Linked DNA regions of Mus musculus: region 1 is linked to region 2. Evidence: chromatin loops called from intact Hi-C (ENCODE). Cell type or tissue: heart. All regions are shown on one strand. Each heading gives the region's core, and the rest is flanking DNA. Links, peaks and the distances in the headings are about the cores only.

The links. Hi-C counts contacts between places; a loop is a spot of excess contacts. Peaks named below come from ENCODE experiments on the same cell type or tissue, not always from the same donor. Only the 100,000 strongest peaks of a DNase experiment are listed, where the experiment ranks them.
Region 1: a loop joins it to region 2, with 2.0 times the contacts of the local background. A loop is called at or near these places in 4 of 42 quality-filtered maps.

The regions. Positions count from the first base shown.
Region 1 is chr1:43,461,325-43,472,482 of GRCm38, reverse strand. All of the region lies in intron 1 of Nck2 (non-catalytic region of tyrosine kinase adaptor protein 2), which reads right to left. Among named protein-coding and RNA genes, the nearest start is that of Nck2, 21 kb to the right of the region's middle. In heart, for the core only: no CTCF peak of the experiment used is centred there; a DNase peak (open chromatin) is centred at 4,612.
Region 2 is chr1:43,527,139-43,538,296 of GRCm38, reverse strand. It overlaps Nck2 (non-catalytic region of tyrosine kinase adaptor protein 2), which reads right to left. Exons shown (of 5, transcript NM_010879.3): 3 at 4,504-4,745. The coding sequence starts at 4,729. Among named protein-coding and RNA genes, the nearest start is that of Nck2, 87 kb to the right of the region's middle. In heart, for the core only: no CTCF peak of the experiment used is centred there; no DNase peak of the experiment used is centred there; H3K27ac peaks cover 472 bases.

The DNA.
Region 1 (11,158 bases), core at 3,139-5,638, 64 kb after region 2:
CAGCCCACGAGTCACACTAATCTAGACATTTCCTCATCGAGGCTCCTCAGGTGATTCAGACTGTGTCAGCCACCAAGCCACTGGAGCACTTCTATTCAAACTGGTTACCTGCCCCAGCGGCTCCAGGTACAGCGCAGAGTAACACAGAGGTGAGGCAGAGCAAACACTCCTGAGTGAGGCAATGGCCCGAGGAAAACAGGAACTCCTCACTTAGGTGAGAGGGCAGATCTGCTTAGAGCAGGGAACAATTTGTTGGTGAAGAAATGAGATGGAATGAAAGCTTGTTAAGAAGAAAGCCTTTGTAATAACTGAAAGGAAGGGGAAGTCCCACACTGGGACAAGGAGATGACAGCAGAGGCAGTCAGGACAACGCCAGAAGGTGGGATTAGGAGTCTGGCATGCAGGAGAGGGCAAGAAGTCTCAGGTTCTGAGGCAATATTTTTGTCACTGTCCTATGCATTTCCTCTACACTGATGACTGTATGCTAAGCCAAGAGTGACATGCAAGCCCTGATCCAGTACTGCCCAGTGCACTGGCCAGTCCCAGTACTGAGTGAGAGGGAACGCAGACAGGAGACATTAGGTCACTCTTGGAAGAGTTGGTATGAAACATGGTCCATAGCTAAAGATGAAGTCTAAGTAGGGTTACAATGAAAGAACAATGTCCCAGGGAGAAACACAACAAATGCGATCCTTTATCTCAGCCTTCTACTTATTAAACACAGGCAGATGATAGGGTCCTGTGTTATGCATGCAAAAGCTGGGTGTGTTCCCCTCTGGGACCAAGTATGCAAGCTCACTTTGGAGCTGAGTCTTGAGGAGGTCAAAGTCAACAGTCCAAGTAAGGCTTTGGTTTCCAAACTAGGGATTAAAAAGAGCAAGTACTCCCAAGAGGTTCTGAGAGGCTACTGGGAAGATACCAGAATGAATCACTCAGCCTCCCCAGGCCACCACATTGCCATCCTTAACAGCATCTGCCTGCATGCCTCTCCTCTGCCTCCAGTAGAGTGAATGAAAAGGGGGATTTTATAAGCCGAAGTTCCCCAACACTGGGCGGTGAGGGAGTTCCCAGACATCTTACAAGCCTGAACTGAGGGAAGGGGAACTGATAGGTAGTCCTGAGAGTGCCCATGGACAGGGGAAGTCAAAGCCCTGGGGGCTTCTGGGAACAGTTGTAGGGAAAAAAATACAGATTTGAATGGCAGGTAGGTCCAAGAGCAGAAAGACAGCCTTGAGACCAAGACTTTGACTTTGGGCAGAAGAAAATGGCTAGGTATCCAGCTTTTTCTAGAAAGGTTTATGGACTCTAAGAAAACCTGAACTGCCTCCTTTTTAGAAATATTAGCTTTTAAAAACTTTCTTTTAGTCATAACAAAATACTGGTTTCTACCTAAGGGGCATAATAAGAGTGAAAGTACTCTTGAAGAATCTGTCCAAACCAGGCCCCACGTTTCTTACTAGAAACGATCAGTTATAAAACGGCAGAATCACAGTGTTAACAGCAGATCTGATAACGAGCGGTCGAGAAGCATATCAGATGCCAGGCCAGCGCGTGAAGCCCAGACTACTCCTTAGAATGACTTCCTTCAAGAGCTGAACTACTTTAAAAGACCAAAAATATTTTTACCAACCTGCTAAACATCTCCATATTTAAAATAATGGAAACTAATTCACAAGCCAGGGGGGAAAAAAATGGCTCAGTGGGTAAAGTACTTGCTGAGCAAAAAGAAGGTGCTGACTTAGATCCTAGCACCCAGGCCAGGCATGATGGAACATGCCTAAATTCCCAGTGTTGGAGAAAGCACAGCATGAATGGGAGGATCCTGGGAGCTTGATGGTCAGCTGGTCTAGCCAATCAGTGAGACGCCGTGGAGAGCAAACTGGGAAGATGTCTGACATTGAATTTGGCCTCCCCTGGGCATACATAGGTATGCATATTCACCCACCCACCCAGACAGACAGACAGACAGACACACACACACACACACACACACACCACTAGTAACAACTCAATTTACTCTTGCTGTCCACATCCCAGGCACTATTGCCTGCTGATACCACAGGCAGTCTAATTCTGAGTTATGTCAGGACCGTTTTAGAGACCCTTGGCCTTTCTTTCTAAAGCAGATCTACTAACCTTCTGCTTCTAAAGCCCCCTGCTTCCACTGACACTATTTTAAATACCATCATTTACACAAACACACTCACATACGGTGTAAGTTTCCAGCCTCTTAATTACCTAGAAACAACCACGCTGTGTATTTCACCCACTAGCAAAGTAGAAGGCAGGTACAGGTGCGACCCTTCATAAGAATGTCCGCCATAAGAGGAGGTACCAAGTGTGTTTCCTCCTGAAGCTGTTAAGACACTCAGAGGCCATCAGCCACCCTCTTCAGTTTTAAAGCATCTGTACAAAGACATGCTCAGAGTAGGAAATGCTTAAACCTCTCAGACACCCCTTTAGCGGCCAGGATCCGCTTAATTCCATAGCGGTTATTCTACTGCGACACCATTCCTGTGAAAAGGCTTAAATAAGGCTCGGCACAAGGCACCGCTCTGCTTGTCTTGCTCTGGGGTTTGTTGTGTGGCACTAGAGCTGGGCCCCAGAGCCTCACGCAAGTTAAACAAATGTTCTACCCAACCTTACCCATATTGTAACTATCCATCTACAGACCTTCTCTCCTAGAGAAGAAGGATCAAGAAACAATCTACGTGATACAGGCTGACTGAAGAGGGCAAGATCTGAGACAGAGCTCTGGCTCCTAGTCCTGAATGCAGCTTCATATTAAAAAAACCTAAAAAATAAACATTAAAACGCCAAGTGAGTGTAGCTTAGTGATCGAGCGTTCTCCTCCAAGTATACTCAAGGCCCCAGCTTCTATTCCCAACATGTGGGGTAAAACAACGCCGTGCAGAAGCACCACAGGAGGCAAAGAGAGGCTAAAGACATCACTAAGAACTCAAAACCCTCTGCTACGTTAATTACCAGCAGCACCTAGACGCACACACCCTATCCACCAAACCTGGCTAGATGAGGCCGAGCAGATCCAGAGCGCTACGGTTATGAGACAAGCTCCCATGTCAGTCTGCTCTGCGCACCGTCCACAAGGACAGTGGGCAGGATGGAGAGAGTTTTAGCTACATAACCTATTTCTCGGAAAGCCCACAGGGAAACTTATCTTCCACAGCTCGGTTATTCTTCAGCAAGTTATTGTGAGCACAGTCACAATGCTACGCTTAAAGATCCCTAGTAATGTTACTATATTTTCCTGCATTTGCTTCCTGAGAACCAAGATGTGGGGGAGTTACCAGTGCAGTGAGATTCACAATTACTCAGACAAGGGCAAGGGAGAATGGAAAATAAGCAAGCCTCAGCTGCTCACAGAGAAGTGTTTTAAATAGGTCTTGCCAGCTGGGGAAGGGGTGGGGATGGGTGGGCCTTGAGTTAGTGCTGCCCTGTCATGGAAATAATACAAAAAAGTATCTCTGGGCAGTGTTCTAGGCTTCCAGACAGAGCTCCCAGAAAACCTCAGAATTTCCAGAGTGATAGTTGATCCTGGGCCACAAAAGGCCACGACTGAACTTGTGCGTATGATGGGACATAATATGGGGGTCTTTCGATCTTGCCTCCACTGCTTGCTCAGAGGAGAGATGAACAGTAACTGGGTCTTAACTCTTAAACACTGGATTGGGGACTCCCTGGTTAATGAGCCCCTTGGGGTGATTTTCTGAAGGAAACTGGAAAGGTTGTAAAAACTCTGGAGCCACTCACTGCCCCAGCCACACACAGCCTGTGCATCCTTGTCCCCTGCCATTCCTGAATTGCATGTCCCCTAACAAACTAGCAGTAACTGACTTCTGCAAAATGTGGTGTTGCAGGTAGACCCGGGGCCTTTCCTGAGTCCTGGCAGCTGTCGCATGGCATTCATGAACAGGAAGAGGAAGGCATGGGAACTTATTAACTGATTAACTGATCAGTCAGAAATAGCGGCGGTTCTTTTGCAGCTAGCATCTGAAAGGGGGCCGGGGAGGGGCAGTCTTGTTGAGCCAAGTGCTCATAACTTAGGAGGAATGTACCAGTCCTGCAGTCTGCATTGGGGGTGACTATTATATAGGCCAGCCAGCTGGTATCAGAGGATGGGGCTGCCTACTATGGGGGCTTGCTTCCTCAGGATATGGCTATTCCAGCTGTGACGTGCTACAGAGTAAGACACATAACAGGGGGAACGCTGCAGTCTTCAAAAAAAAAGGGGGGGGGGGTTGGAATGTAGTAAATTGACACGCTGACTATATGTTGGCATGACATGGGTTCTACTGGGTTCATCCACATACCACTAAAATCTGTCTGCTTCCTTTTACTTTTCAGTTGTGGTTGCGGGGGTCACGGGTGCTATATCTGTAGTGCTCGCACACAGGTTGCCCTCTGTTTCTACAGGATAATACTTTGAAATTTACCTCAAATTTTCCATGAAGAAACAAGCAAGTCTACAGATTAAGACATCGGGTATAAGCCAGGAACCACTCTGTTTCAGAAACCCTCTGCTGAAGGCTGCCTCCTCCTCTTGCCCCAGAAAACAGTGCAGAGCTATGGTGCCAAGAAAGGGGCAGGCAAGGCTCCAAAGCAGCATTGTCACACTTCAGATCTGTACTTCCGGCGTACAGGGTGAACAGGCTTCTTCCAGAAAGAGCGAAAAAAACACAGTGTGTTGGCCTTGTGGGTCACAAGCTCACAATTACTCAATCCCACTACACTACCACGACTATGCTACCACGACTATGCTACCACGAAAGCGGCCACAAGCAGCATGCAACTGACCAATCCCAGCTGTCTTCTTTTTCTCTTTTTTGATTTTGTGTATTTCTTTCTTTGCGACAGGGACTCATAGCCAGGCTGGCCTTGAATCCCTGATCCTCCTGCCTCCATCTTCCAAGTATTAGGGTTATGTACCACCATGCCTGGCCAGGGTGTGTTCTAATACGGCTGATCACACAAAAGGTAGCGGGACAGATTCAGTCCAGGGGCTATTTGCCAAGCACTGTTCTACACATTCAGAAAGAGATATTCCTAAATGTGTCTTATCAGCGCACCAAGCTAGAACATCTACAAAAATACCTTCCACAAAACAGCAGTTAAGCTATTGTGGAAACAAGGCTAAATGAAAAAAATAAAGTCCTACCGAGTTAACTCAATGTCAACTTCTAAGCTTTTATTGTCCATCACGAGCAGACTATGCTGGCAGTTGCCCTACAGTAACAACTGAATGGGAAGTTACATTAATACATTTCTCTACTTTTTAAATGGGGTTGCCTACAGTGGCTCAACAACAATAAATATGACACCACTAAAGTAAAAGGGATCTAATGAAAGGAACAGACAGGACTCCACAATCAAACACTCCAGGCTTCCTCTTTCTAGAGAGAGGAAGGTGAGCACGACCGTTCAGCATTGGTAGGTGAGAGTGGACTTCACCCACACAGAATCCCTGCAATGGCAAAGCGCACAGAGGGAATAAAACCCCCGCAGGCCCTCTAAACACAGACACAAGGTTTGTGGATGGAATTATGCTCAGTCAGCACCAGAAGCAGCAGCCCCTGGTTCCGTGTGCTGCTGAGCACCATCCACCTCACACAGCGACCTATGTGCACCTATGTGCAACCCACATGGAAGGAGTTAAAGGACAGCAGGCTTCTGAGACCAACACTTCCCTCCACTCCTGAGTCTGACCAACAGTATGCATCCAAAAACAGAAACAAAAAACCCCTGAAAACAAAGGCACTAGTCTATCATTATACTAACTTGTAGACATTAAAACTAGTAATAAATCTAACAGACCTCATTACAGAAGGCAACAGAATGCAGGGCCTGAAACCTATGAGGGAGCAGAGGCAGGGTGTGTGGATGCAAGCACAGTCTGCAGAAGCCCATCCCTGGGTTCCTAGCACAGGCCACAGTGTAGATGGGCTCTGGGAAGGGAAAAGAGCCCTCAGAGAGCAAGGTATCTATGGCAGGTTAAAACAGACCAAGTTCTCCTACTCCTTCCAGTGCCTCCAGGACCACGCCCTCAGCACACACAGTTCCCAGCTGGAAGGCCTGCACACCTTCTGTGCCCCTCAAGCTGCGAGTGCTGCGGCATTTCACACCCACTGGTTCAAACTGGCCCTCACCTCCAACATCTCCTCTTCACCCTTTTGCTAAAAAAAAAAAAAAAAAAGGTACCCCGTAAAGTAATTTTCTGCACTCTTGAAAAAATTAGGGGAAACACCATAAAAACCTCACGGAGAACGAGAATAGTAATTTTGAAGAGTCATGCTTGGTAGCAAATGCTGACCAAGAAGTAATAAAAATAGGCCACTCTGGTATCCTGTATTAGTCACCTGACACTGCGTAATAAACAGTACACGTGTAGCAGCTGAAAATACACAGCCTACTACTAAGCTCTGTGAGTCTGGAGTCTGGGCCTGCCACATCCAATACACATGCCTACAAAGACACCCAGTCAAAACATGTCTTCTTCTAAAACGTACAATCTAAATAGTACCTCTGGTAGGCTATCTGCCTGTTTCAGGCATGACAAGCTGACGGAAAATACAATAATGTGCCACATAATGAAATTTCAGTCACTGACAAATCACGTAAGTTACAGTGGTTCTTAGGGGACACTGGAACACAAACATCCTACAGACTGGTAATGTCACAGCCACCCTGGCACTGATGCTCATGGAACCGACTGTGCCACATATGTAAATGCATGTGCAATTGTATGCAGGACATTACACTTGATGATAAATGACTGCTCATAGCACACACACACATACACACACACACAAACTATAACCCCTCTGCTGTCTTAAATACTTGGAGCTTACTGTGTCTCCTGATTGCCTCATGTTCTCTTGTGCTTAATTTAATCTTGTACAGCTGTCATCATGACTACAAACAAGAGAATGAACACACACATACATACATACATCCAGACCTTCCAGGTGTGTAACATGGCTGTCTGGTATTCCTGTACCATTTAGGTTTGTGACATGAATCACATGACAGATTTCTCAAGCACACCCCCACCATTAGATGATGTTTGTGTGTAGCAAATGGGTTACTAAACAAAGGAATACCCAGGCCTCTCTTTCATCTGGCCACTGACTAAAAGCATAATAATCCAACTCTACCATTTACCCTGTGCCCCAAATATGGCTCCAATGAACAACCTACCAAGAGCAACAGTCACTCTTAAAAGGACATGCCAAGGCTAAGAGTGTTTCATCTGTTGTCAGGAAGTCCCTTCAAAGGGAGAGATGTATGTGTTGAGAAGATTGTACAGTTATACACAGTGGCCACAAAAACAGAGGCTGCAAACATGAAGCTGAGAACAGGAAGTCTGCAAGATGGGGAGGAGTCTTCTTCACAACTGTCTTAAGGAGTCTGTTCTGCTCATTTTAGCAAGACATGAATTTATAAAATTAGAACAATAAAGAGATACACTCAATAAAGAAGAATAAAGTTACTGTGTCATCCTTACTATTCAAAGGCATCCATACCACAGAAAGAAAATAAATAAAAAGTGCCAAAAAACTGTGTCTCAGAAATCAAGGTCTCGGGCTAGGGGTGTGGTTCAGTGGTAGAGCTCTTGCCTAGCATACCTGGGGCCCTCATAAATAAATCTCTAAGTAAGCAAGTAAGAAAGGAGGAAAGGAGGAAAAGAAAGGGGATGGATCTGGGTCTCAATAAAATACTTGGAGCTCTGTTTGCACCTACAGATCTTTTTGCCTGGCAAAGCCGCCAGCTTCTCTTTAGACAACCAGAACTGGTTTCCTTCCCAGACAGACAGGATTGGCTATCAGATTCTGAGGCAGCTTCACAGTGCTTTGGGCTTGAACCCTGAAGCAGCAGCCCTGGGAGGGCAGCCACAGCTAAGGGAGCTCGTCCACTCAAACTGCATGGCTAAAATAATTATGGATGTCTACCACACACCGCCCATTAATCTGGAGAATGAACATGCAACACACCTAGGAATCGTGACTGTGGCCAATGCCAAGCCAAGCACCATGGCAGAGGCGTGCAAATAGAGCACACCCACAGGAAAATGCTCCAAAGTAAAGCTGCCAAGACTAGCAATTGGATAAATTGCTTAGCTTCTTCAAACCAGCCACTTCATCTGTTAAACAAGGACAAGGGCAGCCTTGTAAGGTTGTAGAGAGAATCAAATTAGACAACAGGTATGAAATGCTCAGCCCTGTTAAGTACTCAATAAATATCAGCGCCTGCTGCCGTGGCCGTGGTGCTTTGAGAGCGCACCTCTGAGGCATCGCTAAAGGGAGTTTCTCACCCCTGGTATTTACAGTGCTGCACCCACAGAAGCCCAATGCAAGCAATGTGTGTGCCAAGTCTTATCACTGAATTTTCACAGCATTTTTCTTTAAACACAGGTCAAAAGCTCCAAGGGCTGCTTTGCCTCAGAACACCAGAGAGCCAAAAAACCTTAAGGCGTGAGATCTTCTAAAGATACTGACATTTTTTCTGTTCCTAGACGTCATCACAAGGCTGTAAAGGCCCAATCCAACTGCCAAAACATTATAAAATAACCTCTTAAACCAAACAAATGTACATTAGTGTTTTTAGCCAAGAAACAGTATATAATTTCCTACTATGAATTAATTCTTTATTTATAAAAACAATAATGGAGCTTTTTATAACTTAAATAAATTGTTTTTAGATTTTCCCCCCCTTGGAGAACATATTTTATGTTATCTACCTGAAGGTAGGTAACACATTGCAAGGCTGGGAAGAGTTCTGTTAGGTAACAAAATTGAGCTACTTTCCTGCAAGGCCTAGGCAGACGGCCTCTGGCCGGTGGCAAGGACATCATCAGAAGGCAGGATTATGTTTGTTCCAGCCAGGTCTGTCTTTCTATGCCGTGTGCCCTTTCTCTACAGGCACATTACTGAGGCCTGGAGACTTTTTCAAGAACCTTCTGGGTTTTAAATGGTTTTGGTTTTAGGCAATTTTAATATCGTAAGTTACTAACTCAATATTCCAAACTAATTTTGAGATATGGTCACAGGTCACCTCAGGCGGGGCATCTTTATGCACACAATGACCAGCAAGATCGAGTGGCAGGTCTAACAGGAAATCAAAGGAAAGCGGAAAGGAATCTGCCTTCGCCTGCAGCATGCAGCCACGGTGGAACCACATGGAAATTCCTGTTATTTCTCTGGTCATTGCAAAGGGTATGGACTGTGCCACTAAAGTCACGCTTAAAGGAAATACTATATATGAACTAAAAGCTGGTCAGAATAAAAATGCCTGGTTTGGGTTTCTGTTTTGATCACAAGTCCACAAACCCCTGTGAAGTTATCAGCAGACGGGTGTGGATAGGATAAGTCTTCTCTAAGAAATAATTCTGAACTCTATACAATATCAGCTCCAACTCCCATTTTAACAAACCTTTAGATCTCAAACTGGGGGCTGAAGCAGAGATTAAGTCCCTTTTCAGAGAAGAGAGTTCCTGATTTGCCGTGGCTGTAAGTAGGGAAGGCAGATTCGAGATGATTCATAAGTATTGGCCAAGCTTGCGATCTGACACTTGCCCAGTAAGTCCTGGAGCCGACACCCTCAGGCCAGGCCTCCCTCAGTTTGAAGAATCAGCAGAAACCCCTGGCTCACTCCCCACTCTCACAGGCATCTTTCCAGTCACCAGCCTTGTGACAGGAAAGCCCAAGACAGCCCTGAATGTTCCCCAGCCCCATAAATGTCATGGAGTCAAGTGGTATCCACACAAAGCCACTGAAATTCATATCTGTCATCTCTAACTAGTAGTAATCTTTCTTTAAGAAGAACACCAGACAGAACTAGGTATGATAGCCCATGCCTTTAATCCCAGCACTTGGGAGGCAGAGGCAGGCAAACTTCAAGTTCAAGTCTTAGCTACATAACTGGCCTGGGCTGCCTAGAAAGACCTTGTTTCAAATAATAAATAAATAAAATAATAACTAAATAAGTAACAGCAGAAATGTAGCTAGATACAGTGGTGTGTACCTGTAATTTTAGTACTTCTGAAGATCACTTGAGACCAGGAGTTTGAATCCTGTGCTAGTAAATCAGTGAGATCCTATTTAAAACATAAAGTAAGACCCTCCCCCGCCCCCCCAATTCTCTCTCGCTCTCTCGCTCCGTGTGTGTGTGTGTGTGTGTGTGTGTGTGTGTGTATGCAGACCAAAATGGACATCAGCTACAACAGAGGCACAGATTGAAAAGACTGCAAGTTCAAAAACATTGTTGAATTTATATTTAGTCATTTTAATACACAAATACAGCATCATAAGTTATAGTCACATAAAGGGATACAATGAAGCTCTGTAACCTATGTAATTTCGGAGATGCAGAAGACTAAGTTGTTTCCTGGCCTCACACTCAAATGATACCACTACAAGTCTCCCTTCCTTGGCCCAGACCTTTCTATAGAAGGTCTCGGAACTGTCATTCATTTCTTCCTCTACCGCAAACCTGAAACCATCAAACTGAGAAGTGAAGCTATCTAGAAAGAAGGGGCATAGGCTCATATAAAGGGAGTCAGACCAAGATGGTAGAAACTGGGGGGCGGGGTGGGCACTTACTCAGGGTTTCTATTGCTGCAACGAAACACCGTGACTAAAGAACGAGCTGGGAGGAAAGGGTTTGTTTGGCTTACACTTCTGTATCACTGCTCATCACTGAAGGAAGGCGGGGCAAGAACTCAAACAGGAACAAACTGGAAGCAGGAACGTATGCAAAGGCCATGGAAGGGTGCTGCTTACTGGCTTGCTCATCGTCTGTGGTTATAGAACACAAGACCACCAGCCCAGGGATAGCATCCCCCACAATAGGCTCTGCCCTCCCCATTTACAGCTGGATCTCATGAAAGCTTTGTCTCTGTTGAGATTCCCTCCTTTTGGATAACTCCAATTTGTGTGTCAAACTGGCCTAAGACTAGCCAGCACACGCTGTGAGAATAAAAGCCCCTGCCTGGAGCTTAAGGATTCAGAGCATAGAGCAGCACAGGGCCTCCACACAAGCCAAGTCAGGAGAAGGGCTCAGATTCTAATCCATAGCAGAGGCCCTTAACTTCCCATACAGATCAGAATCACCTGGGAAACTCGTCTCAACAGGTTTCTGACCA
Region 2 (11,158 bases), core at 4,468-6,967:
TGACAGAAGTATGAAAGTCACTGATAAGTATAATTTCTCTCCACAAGAGAGGCATTGAATCCTTAATATTCCCTAAGAACTCACTGTAAAACTTACTTTAATATTCACACAGCTCTGGTCCTTATCTGCCAGAGGGCTCCCATACCAGGCTGGATCCCCTGACAGGGAAGCATCCTAGGACCTGAGGGCTGCCAGAGGGAACTTGGTAAAAGCAAAGAAAACATGTACCACCCTGGTCTGGATCAGGGTATGTCTGACTCATGACCTCTGCCTTTCTTCACATACATACACACATACACACACACACACACACACACACACACACACACTTTCCTCTCATCCTTTCAGAGGCCACAGTGCTTCTGCTTAACTTGTCTACTGTTCGTAGTCACTCAGGCATGGTTCAACTCCTTTGGGGCTGTGGTGGGTTCTAGCTAAAACCAGAATGGTAACAAAAATTGTGTTTGAGGCACTTGCAGAGAAATCTTTGAAAGTTATCTCTGGGGAGGAGGGGGTCTCCATCTCAAAATATTTTAGCATAAGGCTGATATCTGGCCTATTCAGTTATACAGATCAAGTTGTAATGTCAAGGCCAGAAGTAGCCTGGGCTGACTCACTGCTGAGCTCAGAGATGTCAGAACACTGCCTGCTGAACCAGCTCTTGACAATCCCTATTCTTCATGGAAATTTTTTCTTGACTGTTCATGATCAGGATCAGAGCATGAAAGGAGATCCAGTGGATAAATGTTTTGCCCTCAAGAAAGAAAATGTAAGATAAGATTGTTTTACTCAACTACAAATTATTAAAAGAAAAGAATGTTAATACTTTGAAGAGATGTTTTTGTCAAATATACTGTTGCCTTCAAGCAGCTCTAAGAAAACACAAGACATAAGTTTCCAACGGAGGAGAGGTAAGGCCCACCACACCACCATCTCCTCTCCTCACAGATAGAAACTCAGTTCACAGCACTGTGGCTCTGTTGGTGACGCCTATGTGATTTACTTCAAACTGGGAATGAACTATGGGGGTTCTACCATGGCCCTCAGATTCAGGTGGATTCCCACAGCCGTATAAAGCCTACATGAATGACATCACTCAGTTACAAGAATGGGTAGGCAGTGTAAGTCAGTATTGTTTTGATACCTCCCCACAGAAGAGACACTTTCCAATCTAAAACTCAACTCTGAGCACACACCAGAGTCTGTAACTAAACAGGAAGCCATAAACAGTTGTAGGGATAAAATGTTTATACATACTATGTCAAGAAGTGTCTCTGTTCTTCCTTGCTTGCCTAAGGCACTTTCTGATTGGTTAAATGACAATGCCTATGGCCTATAGCAAAAGGCAGACTAGAAGGTAGGACACTGACTGAGAAGGAATTCTGGAAGAGAGTCAGGCACAAGAAGATTCACCACCAAGCCACAGAGGAAGTTGGAAGTATGAAACGGAGAGGGTATCGGCAGCATTGCAGACCTTTTAATAGAATAAATGGGTTAATATAAAAGATAGTTGAGGATTAAGCCTAAGATAAGGCCAAAACCATTGTTAAAAAAAAATAAGTCTCCCTGGCATTATTCAGACCAAGGATAGGCACAGAAAAGCCCAAATGGTTACGTTTAGTCTCTGGGGTTTATATTAAAAGGGATATCTGGGAGACAGGAGGAATTACAGAAAGAACTCTCAACTTTCTGTGGCCTACAAACTGGGGAAAGACAGGCTGTAGAGGAAAGAAGCTATTGCTTCTTTCACATAGAGATTGCACATAGAGATTTGCACATAGAGATCGTGGTAAAGATGCCTCCCCTTCTTCTAGGTACTGCCTCAACAGGAAGCCTGTACTTAAGATAACCAGGTCTCTCTTTGTCCAATGGCAAAGGTGATCATGACGGGTAATAAAAACAAATGAACAGACCACAACAACAAAGTACTAAAAATGGAGAGCAAGACAGTGAAGTAGCTTAATGGATAAGGAAGCTTGCCATCAAATCTGAAGATCTGATGAGTTCAATCCCTGGGACTTCCATGGTAGAAAGAACAGATGCCCATGGGCTGTCTTCGGCCCACACATACATGTTGTGGCACATGTACACCCCATTCTGTATGTGCATGCACACATAAAATGTGGAAAAAAATTAATCAGGCTACTTCTCCCTAAATCCCAAGGCCCCTTGGCTATGAAAATCAACTCCTATTAATAAATATGGATATCTAAAACATAGCTTATCTGTATTTTTGCAATCTTTCATGCTTAATGCAAATGTTTCCTAAGAACGATGTGTTGAAGCTGAGACAGAAGCTCACAGAAGAGCTGTCACTCACTGAAGAGATTTGTTCTGCTTGGCATAGCCCTGGAGGGCAGAGTCAGAGCCAAGGGGAGGAAGTCGGAGAAATGTAAAATTTCGATTCTATTTAAGGAAGCACTTTCTAACAATCTGTATTCTCCAAAAATGGAATTGGCCCTTTCTAGCAGTGTAAGTGTTCCAGCAGGGCTAGATGGCGGTCTGTCAGTGACAGGGGAGCCGGCCCAGCACCAGGGTGAAGATGTGCTGGTTTGCTCTGTAACTAGGGTTGTGAAACAAGAGGAACTGATCGCACTCAGGGAAATCTGAATACACTGGGCAAAGATAAGGCTGGAGCTCCAACCGAGGCCTTATCTTTCCTTCTAAGAAAGTCAACTGCAGCCCTTGAGGGCTTGGGGGCTCACTTATTCTACCTCCAAGTCCTGTGCATTTTGTGGTTTATAGACTTCTCAAGATTTTTTTTTTAAGGCAAAATATATCAACAATGCTCAACATTACTACAGAGGGCGTGTTAAGAGGAGGCTAGAAAATCAAATATTCTCAGAACAACACTGAAGCACCAGCCCATTCAACATCTTCTTTATTTATCATACTTAACTAAGAGTCCTAAGAATAGGACAGCAGCATTTCTTTCCAGTGACTGTCTCAAGCAAGGAAAAAAAATACACAAGGGAGAGAGTTCAGTGGAAAAAGACTTAGAATGCTAATAACCAATGGAATTTTTCCAGCAGCCTCAGCGTCTACATTAGCCACACACATTCTGAAAAAAACCAACCATAGCACAAAACACCTCCCGATGACTGAAGGCTTCACCCACTGAAGAGTGCGCACTGATCTTTATAGACTCTACAAGGAAGAAGATGGGGACTGTGCAACACCCACCACATTCAGTGTGATTTTGTTTTCAGTTTCCCCATATTTCCTTCACCCTGCCCCCTCCAATGAAACTAATCCTCTTTCAGTAACACACAAAGAAAGCCTATAGACACTTAGCCCAGGTGAGGATACTGGCTCACTTCCATGACAAACCTCAAGTGGCAAGCTGCCATTGTTGCCTATAAACAACTTTATACTTACCTGAGGAGGCAACAATTGTAAACTGTCAGCTCAGTTCAGCTGTCCTTCCACAGAGCCCTCCCGATTCTATTCGTAGATAATCTGAAGCAGTAACCACGCTTGGTGAGCACGCTGTGCACATTCAGGTGTGGTTGCCCATCACTGTGGTATGACCCTGTCTGACCAGGTACTATGGACTAATGTGGTTTGAATGTATCTCCTTACCGTGTGCTGAATTAAATCCCCTACAGAGGATGTAAGAAAGAAGAAACTGGTTCCTATCACAGTGGTTAGAGGTGGGGCCTTTGGGTGATAGAAACTGCATAAATACTGGTGTTTACAGAGGGAACAGTATCAGAAAACACACACAGTCAATTCTCTATCTCCCCTAGTCTCTTGCCAGATTGTACTTACACCACACTGAAAATTTGCCAAGAGGGCAATACAAACACAGCCACTTGACTTTGGACCATGAGTGTAAGCCAAATTAAGCCTTATTCTTTATAAAGTAACCTAACCTCAAGCAGCTTGTTACAGTGACAAGAAAGGAACTAATATACCAGAGGAAGAAAAGAGGCACAGCTGTGAAGAACGAGATAACCAAACAGGGCTGATGGAGGGGTCCATTTGAGAGGCTTCTGATGTCATGTTGCTAATCACCACAACTACACATTAACTGCCTGAAACTGTGGAATAAAATATCCTATCAACTAAGACGAGGGGAAAGCGCCTTCTCCTTCTGTGTGCACAGAGGCCAATGCACGGGAGTTTGTAAGATAAAAGGCTGGCACACTGACAGGAAAAACTACTGAACTTGTCATGATTCTAAGTCAGGGTCCTCTACAAAGAGACAGACAACTGTGTAGGGGTCCATAGCACACAGAAGAGTTGATTTACCCAAGATCCCAAACTGTATAACTTATCCAGAAAATGATAAGGAGAGTCTTTATCTTGATCTCAATATAAAACACAAGGAAGAGGCTATCAACATTAACACTTGGCCCCAAAACACACACACACTACATACACATACACACACACCCCATACACATGCACACACACACGCACGCACACAGGCACATACAGATACACACACGCTGAAGCAACAGTGCTATCCCGAGTGTTCCTGTGGGTATGGACACTCACCTAGTGTGTCCTTGAGGTTCTTCACCAGGGAGCCCTTCTTCAGGCTGTTCTTACGCTCCACATAGTTGGAAGGCACGTAGCCTGTCCTGTTGGCAGCATTCCTCACCCGCCACCACGTCTTGGAGTCATCTAGCAGCCACAACCGCTCGTTCTTCCTGATGTCGAGCTCCTGGTCCTGCTGGGCAGTGTAGTCCCACTTGGCTATGACAATGACTTCTTCTGTCATCTTTCATGGAGTCCTTCTGCCAGCAAAACATTTAAAGATGCTCATTAGCTACCTGAACACCTCTCCTCTGACAGATCTGAAAAATTGTCAACGACAGCTCCTAGGACCACAACTGCCACCAGTGTCCTTCCAGCCCCTTGAAGCACTTGCCCTTAGAATGACCTACCCGTCAGCTCTAATGCTGCTGAGAAACAACATTTTGTAATCAAAGCCTGCAGCCCCTCTCAGTGCATTAAACACACTGCACGTTTTACTGAAGCTAGATGCAAACTTGGGGGGAAAAACACTCAAAATAATAATCTCATATTTAAAGTGCTCATTTGACAAGTGACACTGGCCCCTTATAGCTGACACGCTTACACTCCTATTCTCAGCATATGCTGAGAATTTTGAAGATATTTAGTAAATATAACACATTCAAACTACTGCTTTAAACTCAGATTCACTTAATGTACTACTAATGCCAATGTGGTATCCTGAGACGGAGAGTAAAATATACAAAGAAAATTTGTGAAAACACTGTTGAGATGTAAACAAAGCCTAAACAACAGCAATGTACCCATGTTAATTAGTTTTGACAATTCAATATCATATTTCAACACTGGAGAAATTAGCTAAGGGCTAATTTTCTGCACAAATAACTATACAACTTTCCTATAAATGTAAGATTACTCTCGAAAACAAAGCAACACTTAGATATTTACCACTTTATTCATAATTCCCCAAACTGGGAAATAAACAAAGATAGCCTTCAGTAGGTGACCTGATAAACCAACTGTCAGTGGATTACTTAAGTGCTAGGCAAAGAGCACGAGGAAACGCAGATGCTTCCTAGAATTGAAGGCAGACAGCGAGGTGGATTTGGACATAGGGTCTCCTTTGAGCAAACTTTACTGAAGTCCCTGGGACCCTGCTCTCTATTGCTTTTGTGTCCATCTCTGGATCACCCAGTGTTAGCAAGAACCATCCAGCCCTGACACCTGAGCAGGTTCCTAGACTCCCACCATGCTGCATGTGACGGTTGGTCACCTGGTCTCCTTCAGCAAGCTTCCTGTTAGATGAGCTCATTCAGGACCCTCCACAGCATATTCCTCCTCCCCTCTGGCTGTAAACTCCCACTTATCTCCACACGGGGAGCTGAACTGTCTTCCTGACTGTAGAACTCTGTTGTAGGAACCCCTGAACAGTCTGCCTTGCTGTCTCCTAACTAGTTCTTATTAAAACAAACAGTAGAAATCCGATGACGTCAATCTGGGATGTACTAGATAGGAAAGAAAACAATACACAGAGGTACCACCTACCTCAGCAACTGTACCCTTCTCAGGTAGAAAATGCACAAGTGTTCTTGCAGCAGAAAAGTCATAGTCAGCCCCTCTACTGACTGGACACACCCTTCAGTTATTGAGGAGTAATGACAGGATACGTGACCCAAACCCCTCTCTCCTCTTGACAGAGTTCCCCTGATTTTACCTCATGAGTTCAGAGTCACAGGAAACCTATGCACCTGACCCATGGAGGCATGAATGACACATTCTACCATATTCAGGCACATAAAAATAATATGTATCTTCTCACTTATGAATTACCATATTAGATAAAAAAATCATTTGGGAAAATGAAAATTCTTGTAAAGTGTATACATAATGCACATAATATGCAAGAGGGTAGAGTTTACTCAAAGTTCTTCTCAAAGCTGGAGACAGATAGCTAACTACCTGCTGTCAGAGGACCCCCCCCCCTCCCCCCAGTCCATAGCTTGTAGCACACACATCTGATTTCTCTATCAGATTAGACCCGAAACGCATCAAAGTGAGCATCTCCTTTAAAGTCAAGGACAAGAACAATAGTAATAAAAAAGAGGTTCAGAGGGGATTCCATTTAAATACCAGGTCTGCTGCCGAATTATATAATTTCCAAAATGATTTTAAATAGGAGCAGATCATCATGTAAATCAGTTGATATCCAGCCAACCAACGCTCTCTACTGAATTTCCTTCTGCATCAACAGTCGTTATGAGAGGACTTGGATGCGTTTATTTCAGTGCATGCTGAAAGCATAAGGCTTATAAAAACACAGCTTCCTGCTAAGCCACAGAACAGGGTGTTGGAGAGGCCAGAAATGTGCAGCAGTTGCTAAGGGATGCAGCAGGCACCAAGTGCAGGTAGCCAAGAAAAAGCCACATGCACTGCCGGAAGCCAAACTAGAGGCAGAGGGGCCAGATGTCCCAGATGCGGGATACGGAGGTGCAAGACTTGGTGTTTTTCTGGCTAGGATTCAGTCTTGTTTTAGTGGGATCTTTCCTTGTTATGCTCTAAGATTTGTCTCAAGTCTTGGAAAAGACTTTGAACTTCTAACACTGTTGAGATAAGAGTATGAAGTCTTTCAAAGTTAGAATAATGCATTTTGCATTAAGAGGTGGCCACAAGCCTCTGGGGACAGGGGTAAAATGGTACAGTCCAAGTGTTGTGTTTGGGTGCCTTGTGGTGTTCAAATTGTCAACCTAACTGGACTAGAAAACCTTCAGGGCATTAATGAGGCACAAGGATGTAGTGGGTAATTTTATGAGGGTGTTTCCAGAGAGGTTTAGTTGAGGGAAGATCTATTTTAAACATGGGTGGCACCAATCCATGGGTTAGCATCCTGAACTAAATACAGAAGGAAAAAAAAATGGTGAAAGGCAGCTGAGCCCCAGTATTCCCTGCCTTCCTTCCTGGTCAGGCCACAAACCAAGCTGCTTCCAGTGCCCTTCCTTCCCCGCCACGGTGAACTATCTTGTTCTGAACTACCAGGCCAAACAAATCCTTCCTTCCTTCCTTCCTTTATGGGAGTTGGCACTGCTTGGGAGCCCTTCCTCTGCCAATCATACCAGAACCTCCCAAAAAAGGCCAGGTGCCAGGATACCCTCTCATCTTCTCCTGTGCCCTCATCCCATCCCTTGGGTCAAATCTGTGAATACAACAAGAACCAAGGCAAGATCTTCTATCAGCTTTTAAACTGTCAGTTGGAAGCATAGAAGGGACTGCATAAAGTATGAAGGTCATGGCCCATTTGGCAACAATAAGATTTATGAATGTGTAACCAAAGAGTAATTGAGAATCAAGAAGGTCCTCACCCCAGTGAATCAGAGCTTCCTGCAGGAAACCGTTATGTGCAACACACTATACAAACACCTCCGCTCAGATTCCAGACTAGGCTGAGAGTCCTCCTGTCCATACAAAATCTTCTGTTTTTAAAGTAGCCGAACGGTTTTAATCACGGGGGAGAAGCCTTAACAGGTCCCTGCTGTTGGTCCTCTCTCCATGGAAGTTCCAAATTAGCACAAGCATGAGCTTCATAGAAGTGTTAAAAGCTCAGACTTGGCAATCCCAACAGAATCTCCAACAATTTCAGACATGGCCCCCATGTACACTTCTGCTACTTTGTACAATGTATGTCAAGCAGGGAGCGCAGCATTGATGATTATAAAATAAAAATATCAACTTTGAAAAACGTTCTTTATCAGAGGATGACCTTTATTATGTAAAAGCAAATACTAAGTAGAGATTTAATTCTCCATGAAAAATAAACAAGCTCATCTCATTACTATGCAAACTTACTCTCCAGCAGCATGAGGTTGTAAAGGGAAATGTTTAAGAAGCCCTGGCATGGGAATTAAATTCTGATATGGGATGGGCACATGATAGCCCTCATTTAACACAGAGAACAGACCCCATTCTGGAAAGCATCTCTTAGGAGACTGAGAATTAGAGATAGAGTGGTTTGTGTAGTTACAGAGCCAGGATCTTCACCAGGACTACGGCACCCATATCGGTCAGGCAATACAAACTGGAATTCATGGGTGAGGAGGAGGAAGAGGAGGAGGAGGAGGAAGAACAAGAGGAAGAAAAGGAGGAAAACTGGAAGTTACATGAGAAGGGACGGGAGGATGGAAAGGGTGGCTGGGGTGTGTGTAACTATATTCCAAACATATATGAAAATCTCTAAGGAAAAAATACTATTTTAAAAAGAATAATAACAACATTGACTTAGTTTGTTTTAATGATTAAAAAGGTCTTAATAAAGATTAACTATTGGAGGACTGCCAATCTAAATGTGAGAAGGAAGACATAGGATTTCACAAACAAAATTCAAAACATACACATAGACAAGCAGGAGGGCAAAGCAAGCCTAACATTTTTACTGGCAGGATATTGACTTGAAATGTCAGAAAAACACATCTGTGTGCATGTGTATACAGACATACCAGAGTGTGTGCCTGTGAGTAAGACAGAGAGAACAGGGGGTGGAGGGTGCAAACTGAGACCAAATGGAGACAGATGCCATCCCAATGCCAATTTTCAACAAAAATTGAATTATTCAAATTATGTAACAACTTCATGGAAGGTCTCTAGAATATTTTTTTCTATGTAACATATCATGCCTTAGATGGTGGAAGATAGCAACTATCAACTCACAAAAACTCACTCAACGCAGGCTTTGCAAGATGTGGTGAGTATGTGTCTGCATCCTATAAAGAGCACCTACAAATCTGTTGGATTACAAGACCAACATGAAGTAAGTTCACGAACTGTTTCCCCTGAGATGTGCAGATAATCCTGGATGATCCAGCAGGCTCTGGACAGCTACAATCATCCTTGCTAATCTGAGGCAAGAGAATCAGAGAAAGAATTAAGGATGCTATGCTGTAGCCAAGAGATGTCTCCAGACAGCAGAAAAGACAGTTGTCCTAGAGCCCCAGCAGTGAGCTTTTGGTGACACCGAGTAATGTCACCTAGTGGAACTTGTAAGGACTCTGAACTGAGAACCACAAGTGAAGTAGGGGACACTGTTTTAGGACATTCGCACTGTGGGCATTTACTCCTGCAGCAACAGGAAGCTGGTCTCAGTGAGGAGTTTTTCTTTGAAAACAGGAGCATCCTATATTCTCAATTTATTGAAGTATTCCTGGTCCTTGATTTGTGATCTGCAAAAGCCCATTTGCATTATAGAGACTGACTCATGAATGGGTTATAGAACCAACTAAAATTCTTGATTAACTTCAAGATGTGCGTAGATGGACTTGCCAGCGGCCAACTCATGGGACAGCACTTGGCAGGACCCTGATCTCCTGTTGGGGAACAGAAAGGCCAGTTGGTGGCTTTTTGCAGCACTGTTACTAATTACAGCAAATACACTTTAATCCTAACTAGGATACACTATGGAACCTAGTGGCTGTTCCAACTCTAAGTTAATTAAGTTATGACAAAAGGCAAGGTCTCTCCACCTTCCTAAAACAGAAAAACACACCACACATAAAAGAGAATATATATAATATCCCTAAGAGGAGTGAGTGCCCTGTACCATCTGCATCGTCAAGGAGTGCATGGTGACAGCCAACTGAGACCCGTGTCACAGTGTTTCATAAGGATGAGTACATCAAATGCCCACAAGAACCTTTTGAAATAGATGTTATCTACAGATGCACTTAGAAACGATGAAAGGGGGGCTTGGGATGTTCAGTGACCCACCTAAGTCCACAGAGTTAGAAAGCAGAATATATGGGGTTCAAATTCACCAGAAGGCGCTTTCCACAAACCCAAAGCTTCATTTACTATTCCCACTGCCTGCTCGTACCACTTGGAAGTAGAATTTTGCTGTTGTTCTAAAAAAATAAATCCCAGGGGGAAGATGGATGCTGATAAACAAAAGCCAAATCCAATTTCCTTTTGACAAATGAATAGGTGGCATTACTTCGGGAGAAACAGCAAGCCATGATCTCTTGGTGATGACTTGGAACAGGATTTGTGTTTTTAACATTTTATTAGAGAGAGGCAAAGTCTCCTGAGAGCAAGACTCAGGCTGGATGTTACAGAGCAGAAGTTAGCTTGCCTCGGTGGGTTATCACAGAGGGGCTCTTTCTGTGGTTTGTTTTCTAGAATTATTGGATGATGGCCTGTGATGTTGTGAATGGTTCCTTCCACAGTAACCAATGTGATGCCTTCTAATTATCTTTACAGTCAGGGTCATGCTCCCTTCCCCTCCAAGATGAAACAGAGAATAAGAAAATTTCCTTAACATGTGGGTCTGAAATGCCTGCTACATGCACATTCCTGAGACTAAACTCAAGTCAACAGAACCTACAACTGCCTGGAAAGCTTTTCAAAGAAAACAGAATAGATACCCGCTGCCTCAAAACCCAGCAAATACTATTTACAAATAATTGACTACTTTAGCCACAAGCTTGCTCACCTTCCTAACTTTCTGCAGTGCCCTCTTGGGCAGGTTAGACAACAGGAGAAAGTCTGGGTATTGTGTACTGCATGCCTTCCAGACACCAGTTAGTATAATCACTGCTAATTCAGCATAGTAATTTTATATAAACTGTGGACAACAAAGGCCTGAGACAGAGCTCTGCCTTCTTCCACATGGAGGCCATCTCAATAATGGGGC